Linked DNA regions of Homo sapiens: region 1 is linked to region 2. Evidence: read pairs that join two places in POLR2A ChIA-PET (ENCODE). Cell type or tissue: B cell. All regions are shown on one strand. Each heading gives the region's core, and the rest is flanking DNA. Links, peaks and the distances in the headings are about the cores only. Region 1 overlaps PRKCH (protein kinase C eta). Region 2 has its middle 21 kb from the start of HIF1A.

The links. ChIA-PET counts read pairs that join two places held together with the same protein. Peaks named below come from ENCODE experiments on the same cell type or tissue, not always from the same donor. Only the 100,000 strongest peaks of a DNase experiment are listed, where the experiment ranks them.
Region 1: POLR2A ChIA-PET joins it to region 2 with 8 read pairs; 6 of 35 experiments call an interaction of 5 or more read pairs at or near these places.

Annotation. Positions count from the first base shown.
Region 1 is chr14:61,456,488-61,473,193 of GRCh38, forward strand. It overlaps PRKCH (protein kinase C eta), which reads left to right. Exons shown (of 14, transcript NM_006255.5): 8 at 689-832; 9 at 1,019-1,192. Among named protein-coding and RNA genes, the nearest start is that of PRKCH-AS2, 81 kb to the right of the region's middle. RefSeq lists enhancers at 951-1,120, 1,414-1,583, 1,445-1,614, 9,597-10,513 and a silencer at 4,864-5,158. In B cell, for the core only: no CTCF peak of the experiment used is centred there; no DNase peak of the experiment used is centred there.
Region 2 is chr14:61,669,247-61,680,554 of GRCh38, forward strand. No RefSeq gene overlaps it. Among named protein-coding and RNA genes, the nearest start is that of HIF1A, 21 kb to the right of the region's middle. RefSeq lists enhancers at 2,151-2,230, 9,608-10,108. In B cell, for the core only: no CTCF peak of the experiment used is centred there; DNase peaks (open chromatin) are centred at 1,535 and 2,035; H3K4me3 peaks cover 1,450 bases; H3K27ac peaks cover 2,462 bases.

The DNA of each region.
Region 1 (16,706 bases), core at 7,275-9,774, 210 kb before region 2:
GAAAAATACCCAGGACAAATTTTTGAATACAAATGTATGTTATGAAACCATAATTTGATTATGTTTTTAAAAATTAACCAAGTATAAAAACGTGTGCGTGTGTGTTATTTATACATGGATATAGATATCTTTGGCAGAGGGCTGGTGAGATTTTAGGTATTTAGATTTTTATTCTTCATGCTTTTGATCATTGTTCTAATATTCACATTGGACTTTTATTTCTCCTATATAATTTAAAATATTGATTAAAAAACGTTGCTTCATTCGTGTCCTGGTGCTGAATGATGCTTGAATCTCTGAGTAGACATGAGAACTGCTCTCTGTAAAAAGTGGACACTAGGTGGCGCTCGTGGAATGGGACCTTCCCGTGGAAAGCCACCGCAGAAGGCACCCAAGGGACCACACAAGGCATTGGTGTTTCCATGCACTTCCACTTGAGCGCTAACTGTAACTCCATGGCTTAGACGTATTTTTAATTGACCTTTTACACAAAGCAGTAAGCACAGATTCAGAAGCTGATACTGAGGGAGTTTCGAGTGGCAGAACCGATCATCTGTCAAACTGAGTTGATCTTTCCCCCACGTTATACTGGGGGTGAGACTGCTCCCAGCCAATAAGGTCTTCTTCGTGCATGGGTGCTCCATGCTTCTGCTGCAATTTCTGACTTAATGTGTTCTTACTCTTTCAGAAACTCGTTTCCAGATCGACCCTAAGACGACAGGGAAAGGAGAGCAGCAAAGAAGGAAATGGGATTGGGGTTAATTCTTCCAACCGACTTGGTATCGACAACTTTGAGTTCATCCGAGTGTTGGGGAAGGGGAGTTTTGGGAAGGTGAGTCTTGGCTTTAACTGTTTGGGTTGAAGTAAGTGTGCTCTGTGTATGGGGGGTGTGTGTGTGTGTGCACGCATGCGCACATACTCACATTTCTCATGTGCCATTCTTTCTTCCTGTTGTGTGCACACACCCTAAGACCCCCAAGAGGACTCCCTCATGCTCCCTCCTTTTGCTTTGCCATAGGTGATGCTTGCAAGAGTAAAAGAAACAGGAGACCTCTATGCTGTGAAGGTGCTGAAGAAGGACGTGATTCTGCAGGATGATGATGTGGAATGCACCATGACCGAGAAAAGGATCCTGTCTCTGGCCCGCAATCACCCCTTCCTCACTCAGTTGTTCTGCTGCTTTCAGACCCCCGTAAGTATGAATCACATTCACTGCACCAACAGCCTCTTTTCTTACAGAGCTGAGACAGTAAGATACTGGAGATTTCATAAAGTTGAGTATCAGAAATTTTGGGGGATGGGCTCCCAAGGCAGGGTCATATGGAGGTATTGGTGACTTCTGCCAACCTCTGGAGGAAAAATGGAAGCTTATGAATTCACCCCTTCCCCTTGTGCTGTCCTGGGGAAGGAGCACCGTGAGGGTTGTGTGTCCCAGGATTGAAAAGGTCATCATACATAAATCTTCTGTAGGTGAAGTGAAGGTGAATGAAAGTTACAGCAGTCTAAGAACAGAGAAAATGCCATGGGCTCATTGTCTTGATGAATTTGGCTGTGACTCTGCTCCTAAATGCTGGGCTGGTTCTGACCTGGGCACAGGAGTTTAGAAGAGGGGTCTGAGAGGACCCAGAGAGGTACCTTGATTTGGAACATCCCAGGGCATTGCTTCTGGCCTTAGCAACGACCCTTTGCCTGAAACCATGGACTGGTCTTAAGAATTGAATCTGTCTGCCCTGTAATGGCGTGCGTTTAGGAATGCTTCTGGCTGCAGTTAATGGAACACTTGACCAGCGGTGGATTAAACAATAAATAGAAAGGATGAGTTTGGTTCATTAGTACAAACTTTTTACTTGTTGTTTCACATAATGAGAAGTCTGGTGGTAACAGTGCTACGGTTGGATTTGTTGCTCAGTGACATTGGACATGTCTTTCCCTTGGGGTCCCAAGGTATTTGCTGCAGCCCTAGATGCCACACCTTGGCATGATAGCATCCAAAGCAGAAAGCATAAGGGCAGGGGCTGAAGGGCTTCATGGCCAGTCCCCTTTTCTCAGGGAGGGAAGATCTTTCCTAGACTTGGGTCAACTGCCCTGTATGTCTGTTCTCACATTGCTACAAAGAACTACCTGAGACGGGGTAATTTATGAAGAAAAAATGTTTAATTGACTCACAGTTCCACAGGCCGTACAGGAGGCATGGCTGGGGAGGCCTCAAGAAACTTACAGTCATAGCGGAAGGGTGAAGGAGAAGCAAGCAGGGTTTCACGTGACAGCAGGAGAGAGAGAGAGTGAAGGGGGAAAAGCTACACACTTTCAAACAGCCAGATCTCATGAGAGCTCACTATCATGAGAAGATCAAGGGGGGAAATCTGCCTCATGATCCAATCACCTCCCACCAGGCCCTTCCCCAACATTAGAGATTCCAATTCAACATGAGATCTGGGTGGGGACACACAGCCAAACCATATCATGCCCTTAGCAAGGGAGGCTGGAAGAGCAAATATCAGGCCAAGATAAGCTGGCAGACCATGATTGGTTCACACCAACCTTGATTCAGCCCCTGGAGCAGGGCATTCTGCTTTTATTTAGAATCAGGCTCAAAATTGGGCTTTTGGTATCAATGAAGAGGGAAAATGGCCCTGGAGAAGGCACCAAGAGGGAGGGTCTGCCACAGATGTGTCAGAATCTTGCTGTCAAAAGGCATTCTGGGAGAGTGAATTCTGGGCATGTTCCTGGCCTGTGCCACCATCAAGGAAGTAGGGGATTCCACGAGAGCGGGATAGGGGCATCTGACTGGTCAGGGAGGCTGGCAATACACCTCTAGGGAAGGTAAAGCCATGCTGGGACCAAACGAGTGAATTAGAATTAGTTAGGCAGAGAATGAAGGTGAATATGTCATACAGGGTCAACAGCACACTATGGGTCTGCTGGTGAGACAGAGCATCAGGTGTGAAGGAGGCTCAGCACACACAGCATATCGAGGTTGAACAGGGGCCTTGAGAACTGAGGCAGCCGAGGTGGGCCAGGGCCAGGCCATGAAGAGCCTTGTAGGCTGTGTTAAGGGGTTTGGGTTTAGTCCTGAGAGCAATGGAAAGTCATGGAAGAAGTGGAAGCAGAGGAATGACGTATCAGGTTGTATGTTTTAATTATGAAAATCTAATTTCTTGCGATAGGTAATATAAGTATCCTCCAAATATTCATATCCTTTCTCCGAAAGAAACAAGTATTGCTCGTTTTATTTATAGCCTTTGAGAGAATTTTCTGTACATAAAAGCATATATATACAGCACATATATGCATACATGTTTATCTTTTAAAAACACAAATAATAGTATACTTTGCCCATGATTCTGTATTTTTAAAATTTAATTAATCTATTTTTTGAGACAGGGTCTCACTTTGTCACCAGGCTGGAGTGCAGTGACGGTTATGGCTCACTGCAGCCTCAAGCTCCCAGGCTAAAGCTATCCTCCCACCTCAGCCCCCTGAGAAACTGGGACTTACAGGCACATGCCACCACACCTGGCTAATTTTTGTTATTTTTTTGTAGAGATGGGGTTTTGCCATGTTTCCCAGGCTGGTCTCAAACTCCTGGGCTAAAGCAATCCACCCACCTCAGTCACTCAAAGTTCTGGGATTACAGGCGTGAGCCACTGTACCTGGCCACTTTATTTTTTTAAGACATAATATTAATAGTATATATTGGAAATTGTTTTGTATTTCTATATACCAAGCTGCCTCATTTTTAATGGCTGCATAGTACTCCATTTTAGAACATGACATAATTAATTTAACTTTTCCTCCTCTGTTGCTATGTATTGTGTTCCTAGTCTTTTATTTCAGTCATTGTTGCAGTGAGTCCCCTTGTACTTTTGTCTTTGTGTGCTTATGCTGGTGTTTCTGTATGACACATTATTAGTAGTAGTATTGCTTGGTCAAAGGGTATATGCATTTCACATTTTGATTGAGTTCAATTGCCCCCTCCCCCATTGTGGTTAAAGATAGTGAACGTTTTATTGTCCATGTACCACACATTGTTCTAAGTGCTTTATGTCTGTTATTTAATCCTTATAGTAACCCTCTGAAATAAGTTCTGTTATTATCACCCCATTTCACAGAGGAGAAAAGTTAGGTACAAAGAAGCTTAGTTCCTAAGTGGCAGAGAGCGTTTGAAGCCAGGTGGTCTGACGGCAGAGTCCAGGCAGGCTCTTCCTATTTGCTGGGCTGCGTCTCTAAATTCACACTCCCAAAGCTTGAGTGAGAAGGTGCATTTCCCCGCCTTCCCATCATGGCATGCTCTCTGTCATTTGGATCATCTCAGAGTTAGAAAAATGGTATATTTGAAGTTCCAACTTGCATTCCTCTAACTGTGAGTGAAGCTGGGCGTTTTCATACATTTCAGGGTCACTAGTATTCAAATCTGTGTTGGGAGGGCCACATGCAGCCTGGAGAATGGGTGGAGCAGAGAAGTCTGGGAGCTTGGTGACAGGACGCACTGAAGGAGATACATGGCTTGGACTCCCACGCCACCCCAGCGTTATCAAGAGAAAAAAAAATGGGGAGGCAGCTAATGGCTTCGTGGGCCTCGGCTCCCCTGCGCGCCTCTCCCTTCCCCTCTGCTCCTCATTGGTCCTCAGTGGCTCTTGATGGCCCTGGAGCCCATGCTGCTCCTGCCCCCATCCTCTGCTTTCCCTCTGCTGGATTGGTCCTTGGTTCCCCTGGAGCTCCAGTTCTCCCTGCCCCACACTGCTCCCTGGAGTAGCCTTGAAACGACTTCCTTGGCTGGGCACTTTGCCAACGTAAAGCCCCTCCCCTGCCCTCACCCCCTTGTTGGGCTCTTTTCTTGGAATAGAGGAGTGGAGTTACAGCTTGAGGCTTGAGAGGGATAGCTGGTAGCTGATACTGGTTGCCCGCCGGGGTTTCAAGCGCCAGCCTCCTGAACACCACCATGAACACCATGAGTCAAGCCGCAGAGCCAGGTGACCTCTCAGATCTTCTTCCTAGGGCCTGAGCCAAACATCACATGGTTTCCTATGACATGAGGTTAGATCATCTTCACCAGGTGGTAACCTTTGAGTCAAGCAGTCAACTGATATTTAGTGAGCTTACCTGGTCTTGCAGCAGCAATGGTTCCAAGTTACTACTGCTGAAGCAAAGAAAGAAGTATCTCATACCTAACAGGGGAATTTGATCTGTAAAAGGAAATTCTGGTGATTATAAGCAAAGATCTCATCAACAGATCATGTTATGGTAGAGTAAAATGAGGAAGTAACCTGGAACAGATTGGGAACCCAATCAATATAGCATATGCAATCAAAATGTTCCAGGAAAATGTATAAATTCTACAGTATACCAAAATTTTAGCGGCCACATGAGATTCCCAGTGTTTAGTGGGTGAAGCCTTTACTAGCATTGAAGTCTATTTTTCCTAGTGGAAGTTTTATGTTTGACCACAAGGTGGCAGTCATTACCGCAAAGTTACTTTTATTTCTCCACCAGAGAAACCAAAGGCATGGAACTGCCATTGCGGTTTAAGATGTGTGTGTTGTAGTAGATGTCTCCAAAGCAAAGGATAAAGGGAATGTACCCCTGCTTTAGGCTAAATGATAAAGAAGTAGTGGGAACCCACTTCAAAGAAGCAAGTGAGGCTGGGCGCAGGCAGCACTTTGGGAGGCCGAGGTGGGGCAATCACTTGAGCCTAAGTGTTTGAGACCAGCCTGGCCAACGTGGTGAAACCCCGTCTACTAAAAATACAAAAAGTAGCTTGGTGTGGTGGTGCATGCCTGCAATTCCACCTACTCCAGAGGCTGAGACAGGAGGATCGCTGGAACCCGGGAGGCAGAGGTTGCAGTGAGCCAAGATCGTGCCATTGCACTCCAACCTGGGTGACAGAGCACGACTTTTTCTCAAAAAAGAAAAGAAAAAAAAGCAGCAAAGGAGATTTTCTAATGCTGAGATAGAGGTATACAATTTTAGTTTTGCTGTCGTTGTTGCCTTCTTTGAGGTTTGCAAGGTATCGGACTCCACAGTACACATAGCATTTGCTCGCTGTGCATTCGTCTGTTGGAAGTCCTTATTTACTGTTGTAAAACTATCCCCATTTACTGTTGGAAAACTAACTATAAAGAACAGAAAGTGTTACTTGCTATGAGAAGTTACAGCAGAAAGATGCTTACTTTTTAGCTGCCCAGTGTTGCAGGCCCTGGCTTCTCAAGTAAGATGCTAATCAGTGTGTAATGCTGAACTGTGACAGTCTCCCCTGGAGAATTTAGGAGTGAGAGGGGGTGTTGGAGCCACTCTACCTGCAAAGCATTTCATTGTGAGGGCCTTTGTAAAAACAGCACTCTCCTCATGCAGCCCTGTGGAATCAGTCTCTCTGAAGCCCAGAGCAGGGCAGTAACTAGCCGAGGATCCCTTAGATTGTAAGTGGCAGAGACAAAGTTCAAGTTTAGGTCAGGCTGACTCTGACTCCATATGTTGTCTTATTCCGCATTTAGTTGGTTGATTCAGCCTCGGCTTAAGCACCTCCTATCTGTCTTGGCTCCCCTCCAACCTGACAATATGGAAATGGCATTGCCCTTGGGAACAGAAAACCTGAACTGTGTTTTAGCTTTGTTTTCCACCATCTAAATGGCTTGAGTCTGTCCTAAAATTCCTTTGACCCTTAAAGTTCTTATCATTAAAATGAAAACAGGATCGCTGTGAGGGTCAAATGAGAGAATGCAGAATATTTTGTACAGTGCGAAGTGCTGTTCAAAAGTGAGTCAGTTCAACTGTGGTGATGACCCCCTCCATCCTCACACCAAAGGAAAAATGTCCCAGGGCTTCCCAATGGCCAGCCCAGACACCCACATGGAGGGGACAGCAAACATTGAGAAGGTAAGTATTTTATAGGTCCTTTTGTTCTTGGCAAAAAGGAAATAGTAAGCAAATTTCAAATATTTGATAATTTATCAAGATTGCTACAAAGGTTTATGAACCCATAGATTATTTCCCCTTTTTTTTTATAATCATATACACTGCTTACAAGTATATAAATGGGCATCCTTATCTGTTTCTGATAGCACTGCAAATCCTAATAGTTTGTGACTAATTTGATAACCTGTACTAAAACTCACAAAATGTATACTCCTGGATCTGTTTTTCTGATAATCTGGACTACAAAAATAATATAAAGAATAAAATGTTATTCATAAAGATGTTTAATTTTCAGTGCTTTGTTTATATATATTTTTTTGGTCAACATCTCTCTAATCCTCCAGCCTCTGGTAACCACTATTCTATTCTGTTTCTATGAGTTTGGCTTTATTTGATTACACATATCAGTGAGATTAAGCTGCATTTGTCTTTCTGTGACTGGCTTATTTCAAATAATACAATGTCCTCCAGGTTGATCCATGTTGCAAATGACAGGATGTCTTTCTTTTTAAAAGCTGAACAGTATTCTATTGTGTATATATTCCGTTGTTTCTTTGTCCATTCATCCACTGGTGAACACTTAGGTTGATTCCATATCTTGGCTATTGTGAGTAATGCTGCAGTGAACATGAGAGTGCAGGCATCTTTTCGACATGCTGATTTCATTTTCTTTGGATGTATATCCAGTATTGGAATTGCTGGAGCATATGGTAGTTCTATTTTAATTTTTTGAGGAGCCTCCATACCGTTTTCCAAATGAGTATACTAATTTACATTCCCACCAACAGTGTACAAGGGTTCCCTTTTCTCCACATCCTCTTCAACACCTGTTATTTTTCATCTTTTCAATAATAGCTGTTCTGACAGGTATGACATAATATCTCATTGTGGTTTTAATCTGCATATCCCCAATGATTAGTGATATTGAGCATTTTTTCTATACCTGTTGGCCATTTGTGTGTGTGGTTTTGTTTTGTTTTTTTTTTTACTTTTCATTTATTTTTACTTTAAGTTCTGGGATACATGTGCTGAACTTGCAGGTTTGTTACATAGGTGTACATGTGCCATGGTGGTCTGCTGCACCTATCAACTGGTCATCCAGGTTTTAAGCCCCGAATGCATTAGGTATTTGTCCTAATGCTCTCCTTGCCCTTGCCCTCCCACCCAACAGGCTCTGGCATGTGATGTTCCCCTCCCTGTGTTCTCATTGTTCAACTTATGAGTGAGAACATGTGGTGTTTGATTTTCTGTTCCTGTGTTAGTTTGCTGAGAATGATGGTTTCCAGCTTCATCCATGTCCCTGCAAAGGACATGAGCTCATTCTTTTTTATGGCTGCATAGTATTCCATGGTGTATATGTGCTACATTTTCTTTATCCAGTCTGTCATTGATGGGCATTTGTGTTGGTTCCAAGTCTTTGGTATTGTAAATAGTGCTGCAATAAACATACATGTGCATGTGTCTTTATAGTAGAATGATTTATTAATCCTTTGGGTATATACCCAGTAATGGGATTGCTGGGTCAAATGGTATTTCTGGTTCTAGATCCTTGAGGAGTCGCCACATGGTTTTCCACAATGGTTGAACTAATTTACATTCCCACCACCTGTTGGCCATTTGTATGTCTTCTTTTGAGAAATGTCTATTCAGGTCCATTAACCATTTTAAAATTGGGTTGTTTCTTACTATTAAGTTGTTTGAGTTTCCTCTGTATTTGGATATTAACTCCTTATCCAGATATGTGTTTTACAAATATTTTCTCCCATTCCACAGGTTGTCTCTTCACTCTGTTGATTGCAGAAACTTTGCAGAAGCTTTTTAGTTTGATATAGTTCCATTTGTCTATTTTTGCTTTTGTTGCCTGTGCTTTTACGGTCATATTTTAAAAAGCCATTGCCTATGCCTGTGTCACAGATTTCTTCCCCTAAGTCATCATTTGGTAATTTTACAGTTTTAGGTCTTACATTTAAGTCTTTAGTCCATTTTTCAGTGATTTTTTTATGTGACGTGAGATGAGGGTCTGTTTTTATTCTTCTGCATGTAGATATCCAGTTTTTTCAACACCATTTATTGAAGGGACAGTCCTTTCTTTGTTGTGTGTCCTTGGGATCTTTGTTGATAATTAATTGATTGTAAAGGTGTGGATTTATTTCTGAGCTCTGTATTCTGTCCCATTGGTCTATATATCTGTTTTTATGCCAGTACCATAATGTTTTGATTACTGTAGCTTTGTAGTAGATTTTGAAATCAGGTAGTATAATGCCTCCAGCTTTGTTCTTTTTGGTCAAGATTGCTTTGATGTCGTGCATTATTTATAGTAGGAAAATATTAGAAACAACTTCAGCATTTAGCAATGGGGGTACACTTCAATAATATACTATTTGATGAGAATTTTCAGCCAGTCAAGAGATAATTTTATGTTACGTAGTTAAATTGTCAGGTACCGTCGTAAGCACCTAACATGTATTGTTTATTGCACGTGATTCCTATAACAGCCTTATAAGATAGGTGCAATTATTATCCTCATTATGTCAAATGGAAAAGTGAGACACTGAGCAGTTAAGTCATTTGCCTAAAATCTATCACAGAAAATGGTAAAAATAGGAGGTTAGAATCCAGGAAATAATACAGAGGTTATGATGATGAACAGTCTGTATCCAAGTCAGGTTCTGCCCAAGATAGTGAATTGGCAGACCCGTTCCCCTCCCCAGCCTCAAAAAAGACTGCCAGGAAATTATGCCAGTAAGCTATCAGGGACTGGATTAAGGTAGTGGAATTATGAAGGATTTTTTTCCTATTTACCAAATTTGGTAATAGGATTACATTTCTTCAACAATGGGGGTAGGAGGAATAAGCCATTATTAAGTCAGGGACCAGACCCCTGGTCTCTCAGAACCTGGGATACGGCCTAGTACATGCTGTCTCCCTGACTCATTTATGGCGAAATTCACATCACACTCCTTTTATCTGAATCAGTGAGGGTTGTGTCAGCAGCTGAGTCCCTGGCATGGATGTGCTGGAATCCAGGCCTCCCATCCCCCATCCCCGGCTCGCAGGGGCCTCCCCTTCGGTTCTCCTCCTGGAGAGAGAGGAACAAAGACTAGGGGGTGAGGGATGGAGGGGGGCTATCACAGGAAGGGGGAGCAGCAAAGTAAATATTGGTCTGAGGCTTTGTTCGGAGACCCAGTTTATGGAAGCAAAGGTTTCCATTTGGAAAACAGAAGACACTTGTGGCCAGTGCCCGAAACAGCCTCTCACTAGCAGGCCCTGGGACTGGGTGAGAGGGCTGAGCGAAGTACTCCTCATTGTTTTGGGAATGCCTTAAGTTTGAGTTTAGGATCCACCGCTTTCAGGTGGGCCACAGGACGCTCCGATGCCGGTCGCTTTTGCCTCCTCCCGCTCCTCTGCCTGCTGGGGCGTCTTTACGATGTCAGCCTGCAAGGATGGAGTTCCTGGCAGGACCATAGCTTTCCGTAAGAAACCACTTCTCAAATGGCCAACAAAGTTGAAATCCTGGTTTTTGAAGGTCAGAATATCTTGGAATCTTGTGAAATAAATGCCATCGCTGCATACATGCTGGCACAAAATGATCTCACGTGTGCTCAGTGTACCTGCAGCTTGAGTGCAAAGGAACATTCTTTCCTTTGTATTACTTTCTCCATTGTTGTTGTATTAAATATTAGCGAAGAAGTGGGAGAGGCAGAGAGCAGCCAGGCAGCAAGGTAGTCATGTGGCCCTGGAATTCATCTTTCAGAATTTTCCCAGGCAGGGAACTGCACTGTGACCTTCAGCACAAGAGCTCTGAGTTCTAATTCTGGCTTAGCTGGCCCACTTGTCTTTAAGAAGTTCCCCTGCCTTTTATTTTGAGATAAGCCTCTCCACCTAAATGTGTGTTCCTTACTTCTGGACCTGTTGGCCAACGTACCTTTAGGGAGTGCCCCTCCAGCTGGCTTCAACATGTGGGGTCGTAGCGGGGCTGCAGCCTGCCCTGTCCAGCTCTGATGCTTCCCAGCGCCTCCAGCTCCCCTTTCCCTTCCTGAGGCCTCACTGAGCATTTGGCTGAGCCCCTGCCAGCCGCTGGATGTGGGGAGGAGAAGGCATGCTCAGACCCTACAGTGGCATTACTGCTTGTGCTCTGTGTTGCTGTGACACCCAGCGCAAGGGGAAGAGGCCCTGTGACAGAGGGTTAGACAAGGAGAAGGGGAAGTATAGCCGAAAGGCTGGGAGACTTTCCCCTTTACAGGCATGGGAATTCTGAAGAAGCCTCTGTTCATGCCTTGGGGTAGTTGGTTGATTCCTGGGGACTGAATGGTGCCCACTTTGCAGGAGGGGATGAGCGAAGAAGGAAAGGGCAGTTCATGAGACCCTAGCATATGTCCTAGGTGCTCATATTCATTACCAATGTCTATGAAACTAAACTGCACATTGGCATTCCGTAAATATCCATTGAACAAAATATCTCATTTAATACCCAAAGCATCCAGGGAAGAGTATCATCCTCATTTTAAAGGCCTAGAAACTGAGATCCAGAGAAATTAAACAACTTGCCCCAGATCACACAGTAAGCCAGAGTCAGTGCATGGATTCCTGACCTGACTGTCCTGCCAAATAATATACAAGCCATTTCCATTATATCACAAATAGAAGTTTTGAGTCTCTAATATGTACAACTGAGAATACTGTCATTAGACGGGAATAGAGGCAGTTTTCCACAATAGGTGGTTTTTGGCCTTTTGGGAAATACCTAAGGATATTTCCTCTGATCTGTTTGGAACCAGGTTTCCCCCTTTCCCTGAGCAGTGGCTGCTACAAATACAATCTGGTTTGCTGCGGGTCATTTGTTGCAGTTTGCCTTTGGCTCAGATCAAAATAGAAAATGAGCCAGAACATGGTGTTTCCTGTCTCTGCATGTTCCTACCTTATTCATAGTGTTCCATCTTTTTTTTAGGTTATTAATTGTGGATTTATTTCCATAGTAAGACAGGATCTGACTTTGGGGCCAACATATGTTGGACCCGCCTCCTTCTCTGCTGAAGATTCTCTGAAGACAAAATGTGCATAGGCCTTCTCCAGGATCTGGATTTTTGGGGGATTATTTGGGACCTTTGCTTCTGTCCTCTCCGGCTACCAGGCTTTCTGACCTTCTGTAGCTAAATAGGGCCACAAAAATGAATAGGAATAAGAGAACCTGAAGTTCAAGCTGTGTCTTTGGCTCTGTCTCTTTGGACGCGACTGCCAAGATATTTGGTGTGACAAAAGGATTTGAAATAGTTGGCCTGTTTTTTTCAGTTTGAGGTTGTTCTGTTGTAACTGGTCTTGTTTTTGGTAGCCATCATTATCACTGACAACCTAGAGACTGAGTAGACCGCCACCTCCATGTCTGCTAAGATAGTATAATTTAAATCTTTGATGTAACCAGAACACAACCCAGGTCACACTTTGCCCCTGTGTCTCATGATGACTGAAAGCTTTTGGGGTGATGATTGCTTGGTTATGGTTTTCCTGGACCCAACTTGGAACCCTTAAAGCCTGCCAAGTTATAGATACTCTGGCTTCAGTAGGGCCCTGTATTGAAACACCAAGTGCCAGGACTGCTCAAAAGGTGAAAATGAGATGGGTGTTCTGCCAGGTGGTTTAGTGAAAAATCAGTCAATCCAGGATCCCACTGACTGAATGCTAGGCAAAAGAAACAGTTCTTTTATTTGTTTTCATTTTTTGCAGAGTTGGAGGTCTTGCTATGTTGCCCACACTGGTCTTGAACTCCTGACCTCAAGCAATCCTACTGCCTTGGCCTCCCAAAGTATTAGGATTACAGGCATGAGCCACCGTGCCTGGCTAGAAACAGTTTTTTAAAAACTCATTCTAATTAGGAAGAGAAGACCAATACACATGGAAGAAAAGTGTACAGTAGATAGCATGTAGTAAATATAGTCCTTATGCTACAAAAGGAAAGGTAGTTGAAAATGAACATTGGGTTCTAGGGGAAACTCTTAAGTATGTGCCAGTCTGTGCTCAGAAGTACAACCTGATTGGCTGTGAGACTAAAGCCAACTGATTGCTTTAAGCAGCCCCTCGGGTGTGGGCTGCAGATGGTTCCCTAGGAAGCTGGGTTGAGTCCTGCTGTGATGAGCTGGGACTGCCAGGTAGGACCTGAAGCGGCTGCCAAGGGGCTGCCACCCCACCCTGAAGACAAAATCATACAGTCTAAAAACCTGACTGCTTTGGATCAAAATCATACCCTGTAATATGTTCTAGTTTTTAAATAACTTGGGTTTTCCTTAATTACTTAATCTCTGCTGAGAACCCAGCTGCATCCATCTCTTCTAGGTCCGGAATTATCCACAGCATCTCATGAGCAGAAACAGCCATGTCAACATAAAGTTAGCAGACTCGTCGTGTAGAGAGTTGTGCACTGGCAGGTTAGGGGGGAAGGTGTTCATTCATTCAGCAGATATGCACTGAGTGCTTGCAAGGCATAGGGCTCGCCTTCAAGCCTTGAGGACGCAGCAGTGAGCAAAACAGAAAAGAGTCCCTGCCCTCATGAAACTGACATTCTTTGGGAAGCTTATAAGCCTGAAGCTCATGAACAGATTGTTCATCTTATAGTCTCAGCTGGTGACCCTCCATGGCAGCTGCTCCCTGTGGCAATTCCTGGATTTTCCTTTCAGACAGGCTCAGAGCCGTCATCTGCTTGAAGAGTCTGGGGGGCTTGTCTGAAGCTGCATTTGCATATCAAGTGCTCCGTTATATTTTTTGTAGGATGCAGTGAGATTACTGGGGGGAGGCGTAGCTCGAGTCCTTGGTCCTTGGTACTGTCTCTGGTTAGTGGTGGGTTCTGGGTCACTATTATAGGGGTTGGGAGGTTTAAAGCAAGAGGCAGAATGGCAAGAGTAGCAGCCCCAGTAGGCTGCATTTGCTCCCGTTGCCACTTGCACGATCTTTCTCATCCCGCTGGCAAGACTAGTCTGTTCACTGGCAGCCCCTGCATCAGGCTGTGAGGACGCCCTGTCTACCTCCCGTCTCCATCCCTGTATTAACCCATGTGCTATCAAGAGCGACTGACTCTTTCTTTACAAGGTTCTTTTTCCTTCCTTCCCCGTAAGCTAATAGTTTGGCTCAGGCTCGCCAGCAGACCCTCCCCTTTTTTGCTGGAGGGCTTTGGCATGCCCTGTCTTTTCTTTGGGGCCACCCAGGGAGTTCCTGTTTCCTTTCTGTGGGAGGCTTCCAATTCTTAGTTATAGCAAAAGAGCCTGTATTTTTTAGCTCACTCCTGCCCACTTCTGGTCTTGAATGACTTATGGCTTAGGTGTTACAAATGGGAGTCCTGGAACTCTTCCCAGAATCTCTTAATTCCATTCTTGTGGTATATGACGTTCTAAACATTAAAATGATGTAATATATAACTCCCAACCAAAACAAAAGAGGAGATCCCTGCTAGCCAAATTCTTCCCTCCTCTCCATACACGTTTTTCCGTCGCTGTGCAGTGAATCCTGGGATGTGTTTGTCAGTCAGCTTCCTTGTTCTTCTGGCTCCTCACTCCCCAGGGACCACCGAGCCACAGACTCCACGGTTTTCTCTGAGGGCATGCGAAGTGGAAACTAACCTATCCCTGCAGCCAGCCCAGACCTTCTACAATCATATCTACCAGTGGTGAAAGGCAGTTCAAGATGAGTTGGACACAATCAAGAAAAATAGGGAACAAATATGTCATAGCTCCTCTCTGTCTGCTGTCTATAGAAGGAGGCTAATAGCAGCAGATCTGGTGAGGGCCAGTGGCCCATGGACCTGCCTGCCCCAAGGCAGCAATCATGGGAGTGGGGTCAAGGAAACACTAAGGAGGTACACCTGATAGGACTTTTTAAAGAGGAGTGGCCAGGGTTCTGGCCGGTTTGAAGCCTGGAGAGAATGGAATGGCATGAGTTCAGTTTTGGGGACATTCAGTGGTAAGACTGGTTTCTGTTTTCTCTTCTGGAAGCTCATAGATACAGGATCTGCTCATTCACTTGATTTGTGCCTCTTATTTGGGCTTCAGGACACATCTCTGGCCAATCGCAATTAAAACACCATGCCCAGTTAGCCATCATCGCCACTCAGAGCTGTCTGCTTTACCGGGCTAAAAAAAATGATCTTTATCACCAGTTGTAAGTGACTTAAAAAAAAAAAGTACCCTTCCACATTGCTCAGAACTTTGCCGTCACCTTCTTGACCCTCACCAACAGGTCAGGTTGTTTTAATAATCTAGTGGCTGGTAAGCTTTCATCCTTTACAATTAAAAAAAAAATCACTGATTTGCATAATGCAGTGCCATTTGCCTACTTTGTTGGGGGTGGGGGCTGTCCTGTTCATTGTGGATGTTTAGCAGCATCCCAAAATACCAGCAGCACCTCTCCAGTTATAACAACCAAACATATCGCCAGACATTGGTTCCCAGGGGGGAAGAATCTCCCCTGGCTCCCTTACATGACTGTCAGGTGATTGTCTTTGGTATGAAAAGTCAAATGGGTTAGACGATCACTTTTCTTTTTATAGAAGCCAAAGCCAAATGTGTCAGACCTTCTTTATGAAAATATAAGCGTTATTTTTTTTCTGAGTTTGTAGAAAGGCAAAGTTCCTGTTGGGGGCTCATTACAGCTGTTGGTGCCTGCACTGACAGTGGCATTGTTAGGGATGGAGCCCCTGAGCTCGGGGGAGACAGCGGAAGCGTGCAGCGTCTGTTTAATGTGAGTGAGGGCTGGCATGCTGCTGGCAGCTCTCAACAGTGAAGCCTGCTGCTCGATAAGGCATTATTATCAGAGCCTGGGGGCATCCAGGGAGCAAAAGATTAGCTGACTGAGCATATATCTAAAATGGGTTATTTTTAAAAAGCAAGCAGTACAAATACTGCAGCTTGTCTTGTTTTAGCATTTAATAATTACACTTTCACTTTACCAGCAAGGCATTGAGTCAGTGGCATTTTATGAAAAGCATCCTCCCAAACCTGAACTTTGTGAGTCAGATTCCCATCCTGTGTGTGGTACATGTGGTTGGATTGTACAAACAGATAATCAGAGTTTTGCAAAATGTTTCCCAACCAGCATGGGAAAACGTGCTGATAGCAATATGATTGGGCTTTGAGGGAGAGCCACTTGCTGGCTTTTTTTCTTTTGTTTCCCATACATGGAAATGCCATTTCAACTTGAAATGTGGATACCTTACCAGAGGATTGCTTGAGCCCGGGAGGTTGAGGCTGCATTAGCGAACTGGGACTGCACCACTGCATTCCAGCCTGGATGACAAAGTGAGACTCCTGTCTCAATTTTTTAAAAACCCACACACAAAAAAAACAACAAAACAAAAAGTAGAACCTTAAATGCTATCTTAAGGCTGAATAGTCTCTAAATATTGAAAGTAGACCCTAGCCAAAAGAGACATTACCTGTTTCTGTAATATAATGAATGGTATTAGTGTACTTATCTTGCATTTTAAATTCAATTCTGTAAATGTTTATGGAGCATGCATTATGTGCCAGGGATGAAGACACAAGAACAAAATGTGGACCTGCCTTTTAATTGCTTACAGTCAAAGGTCATGATAACACCATGTGATGGAGAGAAGAAAGTCATGATTGATCCTCGTGGAGGTTGGAAGGACTTCCCAGAGGAGGGGCTGTGTGAGCTGTGTTTTGAAGATGAATAGGGATCTTATAGTCACAAGAGGAGGGCATAGACTCCCAGACAGAGGTAACAGCAGTGCAAAGGCACAGAGGCTTAAAATTGCAGGATGTGCCCAGGAAACCCCAAATGACTAGATGAGG
Region 2 (11,308 bases), core at 989-3,488:
TACAAACAACACTCTGGCAGCTGCTGGTGAGTGAATTAGAGATGAGCAGGCCTGGCTGCAGGAAGAGCAGTTGAGAAAAGAAATGATCAGGGCTTGAACTTGGACAGAGGGAAGAGGTGTTAAAGAAATGGAATTGACAGGACTTAGTGACAGACTGATAAGGGAAAGGGAAAAATAAAGGGTGACTCTAGAATGATGACTTCAATTTCACCATGTTGAGTTTGAGAGGCCTCTAGCGCTGGGCCAGAGTCCAGGTAGAAATATCCATTTGAACTAGATAGGTATGAACCCAGAAATGTTCTAAACTAGATACCTGGGGTAGGAGTGACAATGAGAGTGATAAGGTAAAGTGACAAAGGGGCAAGTATATGGATGTACACTACACAAGTCTTCCAACTGTTCTCTAACTTGAATTTTTTATAATAAAATGTTGAGAGGGAAAAGTTGAGAAGAGGCTGATGATGAAATACTGAGTAGCAAAAGCCTAGGCAGAAAATGAAGAAGAAGCGATTCAAGAGGCATATAGAAAACTAGCCAAGGATGGGTATCCTAGAAATCAAGGGAGGTGTTTCAAGGAGGAAGAAATTGTCAAATTTTGCAGATCAGAAAAGTGAAATAAGAACTCTAAAGCATGTTGTGAATTAAGCAATTTAAAACCTAGTTAGGACAGGCGTGGTGGCTCACACCTGTATTCCCAGCACTTTGGGAGGCCAAGGCAGGCAGATCACTTAAGGTCAGGAGTTCAAGACAAGTCTGACCAACATGGCGAAACCCCATCTCTACTAAAAACACAGAAAAGTAGCCAGGCGTGGTGGCACACACCTGTAGTCCCAGCTGTTCGGGAGGCTGAGGCAGGAGGATCACTTGAACCTGGGAGGTGGAGGTTGCAGTGAGCTGAGATCATGCCACTGCACTCCAGCCTGGGTGACAGAGCAAGACTCCATCTCAAAAAAAAAAAAAAAAAAAAGTGGGGGAAAGAAAAAATAAAACCTAGATAAAGGCAGTTTCCTGGAGTGATGGGAATAGAAGATAATGGGACTAAGCAGTGATTGGGAAGTGAAAAAGTAGAGACAATGAGTGTAGGCTGTTCTTTTGAGATTTAGTTGTGAAGGGAAGGCAGTATTAAGTGAGAGAGACTGGGTGAGGTAGCTCATACCTGTAATCCCAGCCCCAGCTATTCAGGAGGCTGAGGTGAGAGGATCTCTTTAGCCCAGGAATTCGAGGCTGCAGTGAGCCATGATCACACCACTGCACTCCAGCCTAGAGGACAGGATGAGACTGTCTCCAAAAAAGAAAAAAAAAAAATGATACCTAGAGGGGACAGTGCAATCGAAAGCCTCTCTTTAAGATGGGAGCCATCTGAGCCTGTTTGTACGCTAAAGGGGAAAGAATCAGGGTGGAGTTTTGATAATACAGGTGAGAGAGGAGATCAATGATAGTTCTGGGTCCTTGAAGATAGGGAGACAAGAGCAGAGAGCAGAGATAAGCTGCTGGCAGCAGGAGAGACATCTCTTCCTAGAGCGAAAGAGATAAGGATGGGAGCAGATGCAGGTACATTTGTCAAGAGGAATGCAGGAAGTCAAGTGAGTTCTTGTCCAACTGCCTCCAGTTTCTATATGAAATGTTGGAAAGGACAGTTGCTGATAGGAACGGGAAGGGGACAACCCAAACAGCAAGAAAAGAGGACGGAACCACCCGGGTAATAAAATTTCCATATATACCGTGCAAGTTTACCGATTTTCATGGGATTGGAGAACTGTAGGGTAAAATGTAATTAATACTACACTAGACTATATGCAGCATAATTTAATCTTTCTTTAATGTTTTCATTGCCTGTGGATTGTTTTTACAAATATCAATTATAATTACAGTACAATCTGCTTAAAGAAGTGTGAGAGGAAGTGCTAGTTGATAGAAACTTCCGGCTGACAGAGTTCACAACGTTTTGCCAGAAACAGACATCCTTTTATACAATAGGAAAAAAACTGTTTTCTTCTACTGTACTCTCAAAACTCTATTTCTGACACCACATGTAAGGGAAAATGAAAACAGTTTTTCGTCTCTATACTCACACTTTTACAGAACACTTCTGTGACCAAAATGTGTGGGGTTTTCCCCACACCAGCCAATTCTCTGACACCAGCTGGTGTCAGAGAATTTAACTCAATTTAACTCAATTCTGACACTACTTACCTGGAAATAGTGTCAGATCCCATAGGTTAAGGGCTCAGTCTCATAAGACTGCCCCCCACTTCAGATGCCAATCACAAGTAGAGGTCTCCAGATTGCCCACAGCTTCTGTCCAACTTGGCTAAAAATTGGAGGTTCCTTTGACTTCCTCCTCAGGTTCAATAATTGGCAGTAGTGGCTAACAGAACCCAGGAAAACAGTTTACTTACTACTGCCTATTATTTCAAAGGATGTTTTGAAATATACAAATGGAGGCCGGGTGCAGTTGCCAGGCCTGTAATCCCAGCACTTTGGGAGGCTGAGGCTGGCAGATCACTTGAGGCCAGGAGTGACCATCATGAGACCAGCCTGGCCATCATGGCGAAACTCCGTCTCTACTAAAAATACAAAAATTAGCCGGGCATGGTGGTGCACGCCTGTAACCCCAGTGTTAGAAATATCGCTCAAATCCTAAGGAAATTGAACACTCGAACAAAGAATTCCTAGCCAAACAATTTTACTTCTGCGCAGAGGGGTGCCTCCTCGGCCAGTTGCCATGAGAGCACACCTGAACAAAGGGGCACGAGAGCCTTTATTCCTGACGCAAGTCAGTCCTGCCCCTGTACCCTTTCCCCATTGGCCGGGGTCGGGTTGTACAATCTAAACTAATTCCGGTTGGCTAAACATTTGATTTTTTTAGATAAGGTGGGCACGTAAAAGAAAGTGGAGAGGAAGGGGAAGGGGTGTCTGTAATGAGCTAGAAAGTTAGTCCTCTTTCCAAATAAGGAAAGGAATGTGAGCTGGTACTGGTAACGCCTGGTACTGTGGCGTGCCTGGGCATCTAACAAAGGAAAAAAGGAGAAAAAAAGTGGGGGGGGGGGAGGGTACTATGAATTAAAGAATAAAAGATTGATCAGACTATTTGAAGAGAAACCTCATCATATCCCACACCAGCTACTCAGGAGGCTGGGGCACAAGAATCGCTTGAACCCGGGAGGCGGAGGTTGCAGTGAGCTGAGATCATGCCACTGCACTCCAGCCTGGGCGACAGAGTAAGACTCTGTCTCAAAAGAAAAAAAAAAGAAAAAAAAAAATACACACACACACACACACACACGCACACACACAAATGGACAGCCAGATGACAAGACATGTAGGGCAAGGTTCAGAAGGGTCTCAAGCACAGGAGCATCTGTCCCTGTGGACTTTGGGTGTGCCACCCTATCATCATGTGGATGTGTTCACCAACCCTGAAGCTCTCCAAACTCCATAGTTCAGTTTTTCTTTTTTTTTTTTTTTTTTTTTTGAGATAGGGTCTTACTCTGTCACCCAGGCTGGAGTGCAGTGGTGTGATCTTGGCTCACTGTAGCCTCAACCTCCTGGACCAAGTGATCCTTCCACCTCAGCCTCCCAGGTAGCAAGGACTACAGGCGTGCACCACCAGGCCTAGCTAATTTTCGTATTTTTAGCTAGACCTGGTCTCAAACTCCCGGGCTTAAGGGATCTGCCCACCTTAGCCTCCCACAGTGCTGGGATTGCAGGCACAAGCCACTGCACCTGGCCCGTAGTTTTTACGGAGGCTTCATCACATAAGCGTGATTAATTATTAACTCAATCTCCAGCCCCTGTTTCCTTCCAAAAAGATGGAAGGTGGGGCTGAAAGTTCCAAGTTTCAAATCATGGCTTGGTCTTTCTGGTGGCCAGTCCCCACCCAGGAGCCTGCCGAGTGCCACCTTGTTAGAGCAAAAGATGCTCCTATGACCCAGGAATTCCAAGAGATTAGAAGTTCTGTGTCAGGAACCGGGGTCAATGACCAAATATTAGAACAAAAGATGCATGTAGCACCCCAATGGCTCATGAAATTACAAGGGTTTCAGGACCTCTGTGCCAGGAACAAAAGCAGAGACCGAATATATATATATTTTTATTATGTCACACCTTCCTATGCCTAAAAATTCTCATCTGCAAACCAAAGCACTTATCAATTCTTGTGATTACTGTGTGATGGGGCCTTTAGGGCACCTTTGCGTTGTGCTGGAGGCTCTTGTCTCAGAGCAGTGTTTTTGAGGATGTTTTCTTAAGAAGTATTCAAAGAATTTCCTGAATTAACACAGCTTCCACTTAGGACGCCATACAGTTTCCCTGGGCTAAGAATCCATCGATGTGACTTTCAGTAATCTCCCTCCAAAATACCACAGAATATAATTTAAGTCAGATTGGGTTTAGGTCAGTCTCTTCTATAAATTATATTGTACGAATAATTGTGAGGTAGAAAGTTGAAAAGCTCATTCTATGAGAAGGAATAATGAACCTATAAGCCTTAAATCTAAAAATTAGCAAAAGTGTTTAATGACAACATTGTTTTAAGACTACTATAAGTCTAGGGAGATCCTCTCTCTCTTTTTTTTTAACAGGACTTACACAACGAATACTTTCAGCCATAAGCGACCAAAGCTTTTATTTTTAAAACAAAATAAATGAAATAAACAGAAGAAAGAACAGATAATTTCTGCCCTTTCACCTCCACCTCCTCACCCTATTTTCCCCTAAAATTCCATCAACTTTCTACTTAGTGATAAATACTTACACTTTTCTGCAAATCTCTGCTACTGTACTATAAATATTTGTTGTGCTTGTTCAGGCAAACCACATTTTTTAAAAACAAAAGAGACTTATTAAGACATGATTGAATCAGTAAACATTTATTGGCCAGGTGCGGGGGCTCATGCCTGTAATCCCAACACTTTGGGAGGCTGAGGCAGGCGGATCACCAGGTCAGGAGTTCAAGACCAGCCTGGCCAACACAGTGAAACCCCATCTCTACTAAAAAGACAAAAAAAAAAATTAGCCGGGCGTGGTGTTGCGCTTCTGTAATCTCAACTACTCAGGAGGCTGAGGCAAGAGAATTGCTTGAACCCAGAAGGTGGAAGTTGCAGTGAGCAGAGATCACACCGCTGCACTCCTGCCTGGGTGACATTGTGAGACTCCATCTCAAATAAAACAATAACAACAACAACAAAAATTTATTTTACCTGAAGTTAACAATAATAATGTCATATGCAAAGTTTGCCATTTTTAAATTTTTATTTTACTTTAAGTTCTGGGATATATGTGCAGAACTTGTAGGTTTGTTACATAGGTATACACGTGCCATGGTGGTTTGCTGCACTTATCAACCCGTCATCTAGGTTTTAAGCCCCACATATATTAGGTATTTGTCCTAATGCTCTCCCGTTCCTTTCCCCCCGTCTTCCGACGGGCCCCAGTCTGTGATGTTCCCCTCCCTGTGTTCATGTGTTCTCATTGTTCAATTCCCACTTACGAGTAAGAACATGCGTGTTTGGTTTTCTGTTCTTGTGTTAGTTTGCTGAGGATAATGGTTTCCAGCTTCATCCATGTCCCTGCAAAGGACATGAACTCATTCTTTTTTATGGCTGCACAGTATTCCATGGAGTATATAGGTCACATTTTCTTTATCCAGTCTATCATTGATGGGCATTTCTGTTGGTTCCAAGTCTTTGCTATTGTAAATACTGCTGTAATAAACATAAAAGTTTGCCACTTTAACCACCTGGTTGCAGCTGGTGGTAACCAGGTTACTACGGTTGGTTTGTTGGGGAATTTTTTAATTATTTTCTAGTGTAGTTTCTGCAATTGGCTTTCCTGGAAACATACTTGAAACCCAAAGTTGCATGCCAAAGATTTATTGGAGAGATCTCTAAGGAGATATATTTGCAAAGAGGAAAGGAAGACAATATTGGGCAGAGGGAGAAGCCAGTCCCCGGTGCATTTGCAACTGAGACTTTAGCCAATCCGGCAGGCAGCTCTGGAATGGAGATGGCCCTTCTGAGTTGTCTCAGATTGAGGTAATCTGGCTATGTGTTTGTACCTGCACATGAGCTAGGCTTTGTTTGCAGGTCACCCCATCGCAGTGGAGATAGAGTTTGGCATGGTCGTTTTCTACGGCAAAGGGCAGAGAGAGACACAGCTGCAAGCTATCAGTTAATATTCCCAGCAGCTGGGGTTAGATGAGCCAACCCTGAAGAGATTCTGTGGAGCACCACAGAATTCACCAAAGCCTGCCACCACACCTCACAATTCCACTTGTTTCTTACAAGTTTGCCCCATCTAAGAGTAGCTTATCCAGGAGTTTGTTTGGGAAACCCCCATGTTTTCTGGACAACTTAAAAAGGTTAGTGTGATGGTGTCCAGCCTCTGAAGCTGCCACAAAATATCTTAGGGTCATAACTGATACTCATTATCCTCCTGCACTGTCCACCCTCATTCAACACCTCTGTTGGTCTAGGCAGCTTGCCTGGTGGGGTAACCCCAGCCTTCATTCCTGAAGAATCTGAGCCTCTAGTTACCATTACCCTTCTCCGGTGGTGGCTGTTGATGGTATCCATTTACTTGTAACAAAAGGGCATGGGAAAACCAAGAGAGGCTCCATGGATTGCCTGAGTGCCAAACACATTCTTTACTGCCCCTACTGTGGAGTAGTAGCCCTACATTCTTCTGACGATCAGGAACAATTACTTTTTGCCAGGATAGTGATTCCTTTTCTTGCTTGCTAGTCTCTTGTAAAATAGAGCCCAAAGTGACCAGGTAACAGCTGGAGCTCAAAATGCAATACTTTTTTTTTAAATTTTATTAAGTTCCGGGATACATGTGCAAGTTTGTTACATAGGTAAACATATGCCATGGTGGTTTGATGCACCTATCAACCCATCACCTAGGTATTAAGCCCTGCATGCATTAGCTATTTATCCTGATGCTCTACCTCACCCTGCCACTACCCCTCACCCCAACAAGCCCCAGCATGTCTTGTGCCCCTCCCTGTGTCCATGTGTTCTCATGAAATGCAATACTTTTATTATGTGCTTTGGTAATAGCGCCTCCAGATCCACAAAACCCAAAGCAAGGATAGAAAGTACAGATTTCTCAAAAGTACAATTTCTCAAATCACTTCCTGGAAGTGATGATATAAAGGGACATTCCTATACCATTCCTTGGTTCCCAAACCCTTGTATTCTATTAGGGATACAGAAGTACCATATAATGGGTTATCTCACATTCTGGGATATGGTACCAACCAAACTCACAGGGTATCGTCTCCAAGACGGAGGCTCAGATACATTTGTAAGAGTCTGTTCCACCATCCTATCAGGCTGGATGGCTTCTGGGGATATAGTATATGATAGAACCAGCAGACCCCATGGCCCTGTGCCACAGCTGCACCCCTTTGTTATAAAGTGGGTCCCTAGGTAAAGTCTGAAAGAGTTCAGCTCACAATGGGCAGCTCTAGGTATGTGGCTACTTGATGTCTCATGGTCATATGCTCTAACCCTACCACAGCCCAGTAGCCTACAGAGCTGCTTTTTAACTGGTTTGTAGTTCTTTGCAGCAGAAGGCATGGCTTTGTACCAGAACCCCCCAGATGTCTAATGTGATTGTCCTTTCGGGACTTGACATGAACTTCAAATGACATTTTTTCCCCATGACAAGTACCTCTAATACGTGCATTTTGAATGGTGGCAATATTGCCCACAAAAGAGCAAAAATAGATTCTTGGGTGGAAAAAAACTCTTAAATATCATAATAGTTTGTGGTTCTCCAAAGCTCGATCCTACCTGACAATATCTTATTCCTTATATCATTTCTCTTATTGGGTTTTCTTAGGCATTACATGAGCAATATTGACATTGACTTTATGGAAAATACACAAAAGGTATAAAAAGATCAATGCTACAAAACTATGGTGAATAGATGGCTGTGATTGGCAGACTTTCTTTTGATGGATTGCTCTGTCTTGAGGTTGTGTGGTGAGAGGTGTACTCTGTGTCTATTGGCCACCATTGGCTACCTTGTGGGTACTGTCTATGTTTGACCCTCAGTGCTATTGTGTATGACTTGGACTTTGAGAATTAAGTAAAAATAGTTTATACATTATTATTTAATTCTACAAAAGTCATTCAACCCATCATTAATTTTGTCAACTGCTGAAAAGAAATATTGAGAATATCTTTCTGAATATCTGACTATGATTTTATTGAAAGCCCATTAAACTCAAGACAGTCTATGTGTCTTATATTGTAATAGTTCTTAATAAAGAAGGTAAACTTACAGAGTATTTCAAAAATTTCAAACAGAATTTTGAGCAATGTAACACTGCTACTTCCTTAGTTAAGAACACATGAACAAATGAGGATGAAATGATTGGGTCTTAAAAAGTTGCAGAAATCCTTACAAAACCTGGTCATGCTCATACATTTGCCTAGACTGCAATTTCAATAGTGATGAAGCAAAATCCAGTATTTTGAAAGAACTGCCATTGAGCAAGAATTCAATTCAAAGACATATGTATGAGTTGTTAGTTAACATTTAAAAGCAGTTAATTGGCACATTCAAAACAAGAAAAAATTTCTATTCAAATTGATGAAAGTTACAATAAAACCCTCCTAATGGCAATTGTTTGTTGTCTCAATGATGATTGTGTATTGCAAGAAGGGATGTTTGTAAGTTCTTTAGAAACTGACTATACTAGAACATCGATTTTTGCTACTATAAAGTTTTTGTTTAATACAACACAAGTGCCATTGGAGAATCAGGTGTCCAGTGCTTCTGATGGAGCAAATTCCGTGGCTGGAAGACACAAAGGTTTATAGCTCACCTGAAAGAAGTATGTCTTAATGTTCTTGCATTAAACTGCATTGTTCATCTAGATCAACTGGTTGCAAAAATGTTAGCCCAGTTCTTTATCACTCTCTCACTGTAATAATTAAAACCATCAGTAAAATATAGTCACATAGTAAGTCACATTTTCTGCCTTTTCAGAAAATTAAGTGTTGTTAAGAAACAGTATATAAGGTCTCGATGTAGAAAAGTCAGATGTTTTTCTGAAGAAACCTGTCAACAAAATTTGTAAACTTTTTTGATATAATTCATTTTTTTAGAAAGTGAATGAGACACAAATTTAGCAAAGGAAATCCGCAAACACAAAAAATAGCTTATATTTATTGGTTGGATTTTTCAGAAACTTAGTGAAGTATCATTTCAACTTCAGACAAAGTTTAATTTGCATGTTAGCAGCCTTCACTGGAAATATTTTAAAACAATATAATGAGAAAATAATTGCATGGTATTCAGGAGTTAGTTGAAATCAAGATCACTCACTAAGAATAAGCTTAGAAATTATTCAGGCAGGCCGGGCATGGTGGCTCACGCCTGTAATCCCAGCACTTTGGGAGGCCAAGGTGGGTGTTCACCTGAGCTGAAGAGCTGGAGACCAGCCTGGGCAATATGGTGAAAATTCGTCTCTCCAAAAAAAACAAAAACAAAAATTAGCCAGGTGTGGTGGAGTGGGCCTGAGGCTACTCAGGAGGCTGAGGTGAGAGGATCACTTGATTCCAAAAGGCTGAGGTTGCTGTGAGCCAAGATTGCGCTACCACACTCTAGCCTGGGTGACTGAGTGAGACCCTGTCTCAAAAAAAAAAAAGGAATTATTCAGACAGTTTAAGATAAACTTCTAACCACAAAGCAACCTAGAACAGCATGGTTTAAGAGGAGCCAAAATCCAGAAAACAGTACTCATTGTCTTGTAATCCTGTATGACATTTTGCTAGTAGAAGTCACCACCTGTTTAGGCAGGAATTCCAATTCCCTAAAGATTTTTGAGAATCCCAGAGGAATGTCTTGCATGCATTAATTAAGTAGTCCAGGTCATTCACTCTCCTAACTGTGGCTGGCCTCTGCCATGCTTGGGCTCTGGTGCAGCTAAATGCCGGCTGGAGCTCTGCTTACACGCAGCTGCTGGCCTCTGCTATGTTCATGTTTTACACCAGGTACAGATCCTTGCTAGCCCCTCCAGCTACCAGTGCTCTCAATCCTTGCTAAGTTGTAATAGCACAGCAGCAGTGAGTTGCTAGGTGAGAAAGGAAACAGTTTTCTCCCTTCTGTGTTAAACTATGTTAAAGGGTCCCACAGCAACATTTCTTAGAACCTAATGTGTTTAAAACCAACAAAAAACCCAGAACTGCTCTTCAATCCCTTAGCTTTTGTTGCTAAATCCAATTCACACCAGGCTTTTTCCCTATAGGGCAAATTGTCTGTGAGATTCAGCTGGTTTTTTTTGTTCTATTTTGCTCTCATTAGATTCTTCATTATCTAAAAGTTCCTGTGTATGCTTGAGATCCAATTATTGATGCTATCCCAGTTATTTTCCCAAAAGGCTTATCAGCAACCTTATAAATCAAATCAAATGGAATAGATGTACATGGAAAGGAAGGTGCCTATTTCTGTCCCCATAGCTGTATTGGAATCTTAGTTTTGGCCAACCCAGAAATGCCCTATTATATTTTCAAAATAAATATTTGTAAAATATTTTACTAGGCAACTTAATATATATTTAAAAGGAAAAAAACTAAAACAGGATTCTGGAGATTTGAATCCTAGTCTTATCACTAATTTTCTTTGTAAACTCCTGCCATAAACCTATTTCTTAGTGCAATGTATTAAATAGTTTTGCATGGTGGCTTTGAAAATCAAATAAGGAGATGGATGCAAATGCACTTTGAAAATATTAAATGTTCAATTCAAATGTGAAGAATTCTTATCTTTGTAATACTTAACAAAAATTTGGTCTTTGACTCTAATTGTCCACCTATTTAGTTATAATACTCACTCTACGTTTCTCAGTCTTAATTTTCTTTTTTTTTTTTGAGACAGAGTCTCACTCTGTCGCCCAGGCTGGAGTGCAGTGGCATGATCTTGGCTCACTGCAAGCTCCGCCTTCTGGGTTCACGCGACTCTCCTGCCTCAGCGTCCTGAGTAGCTGGGACTACAGGTGCCCGCCACCACGCCTGGCTAATTTTTTTGTATTTTTAGTAGAGATGGGGTTTCACCGTGTTAGTCAGGATGGTCTTGATCTCCTGATCTCGTGATCCACCCGCCTCGGCCTCCCAAAGTGCTGGGATTACAGGCTTGAGCTACCATGCCTGGCCTCTCAGTCTTAATTTTCTAAGGACTGTGTAAAATAAATTATTTTAAAGGAGCTTTGTCATAAAATGTTAGAGCTAGAAGAGAATTGGAGATCATATGCTCAAATCCCTTATTTTAGGATGAAAAAAGTGAAGCATAAAGA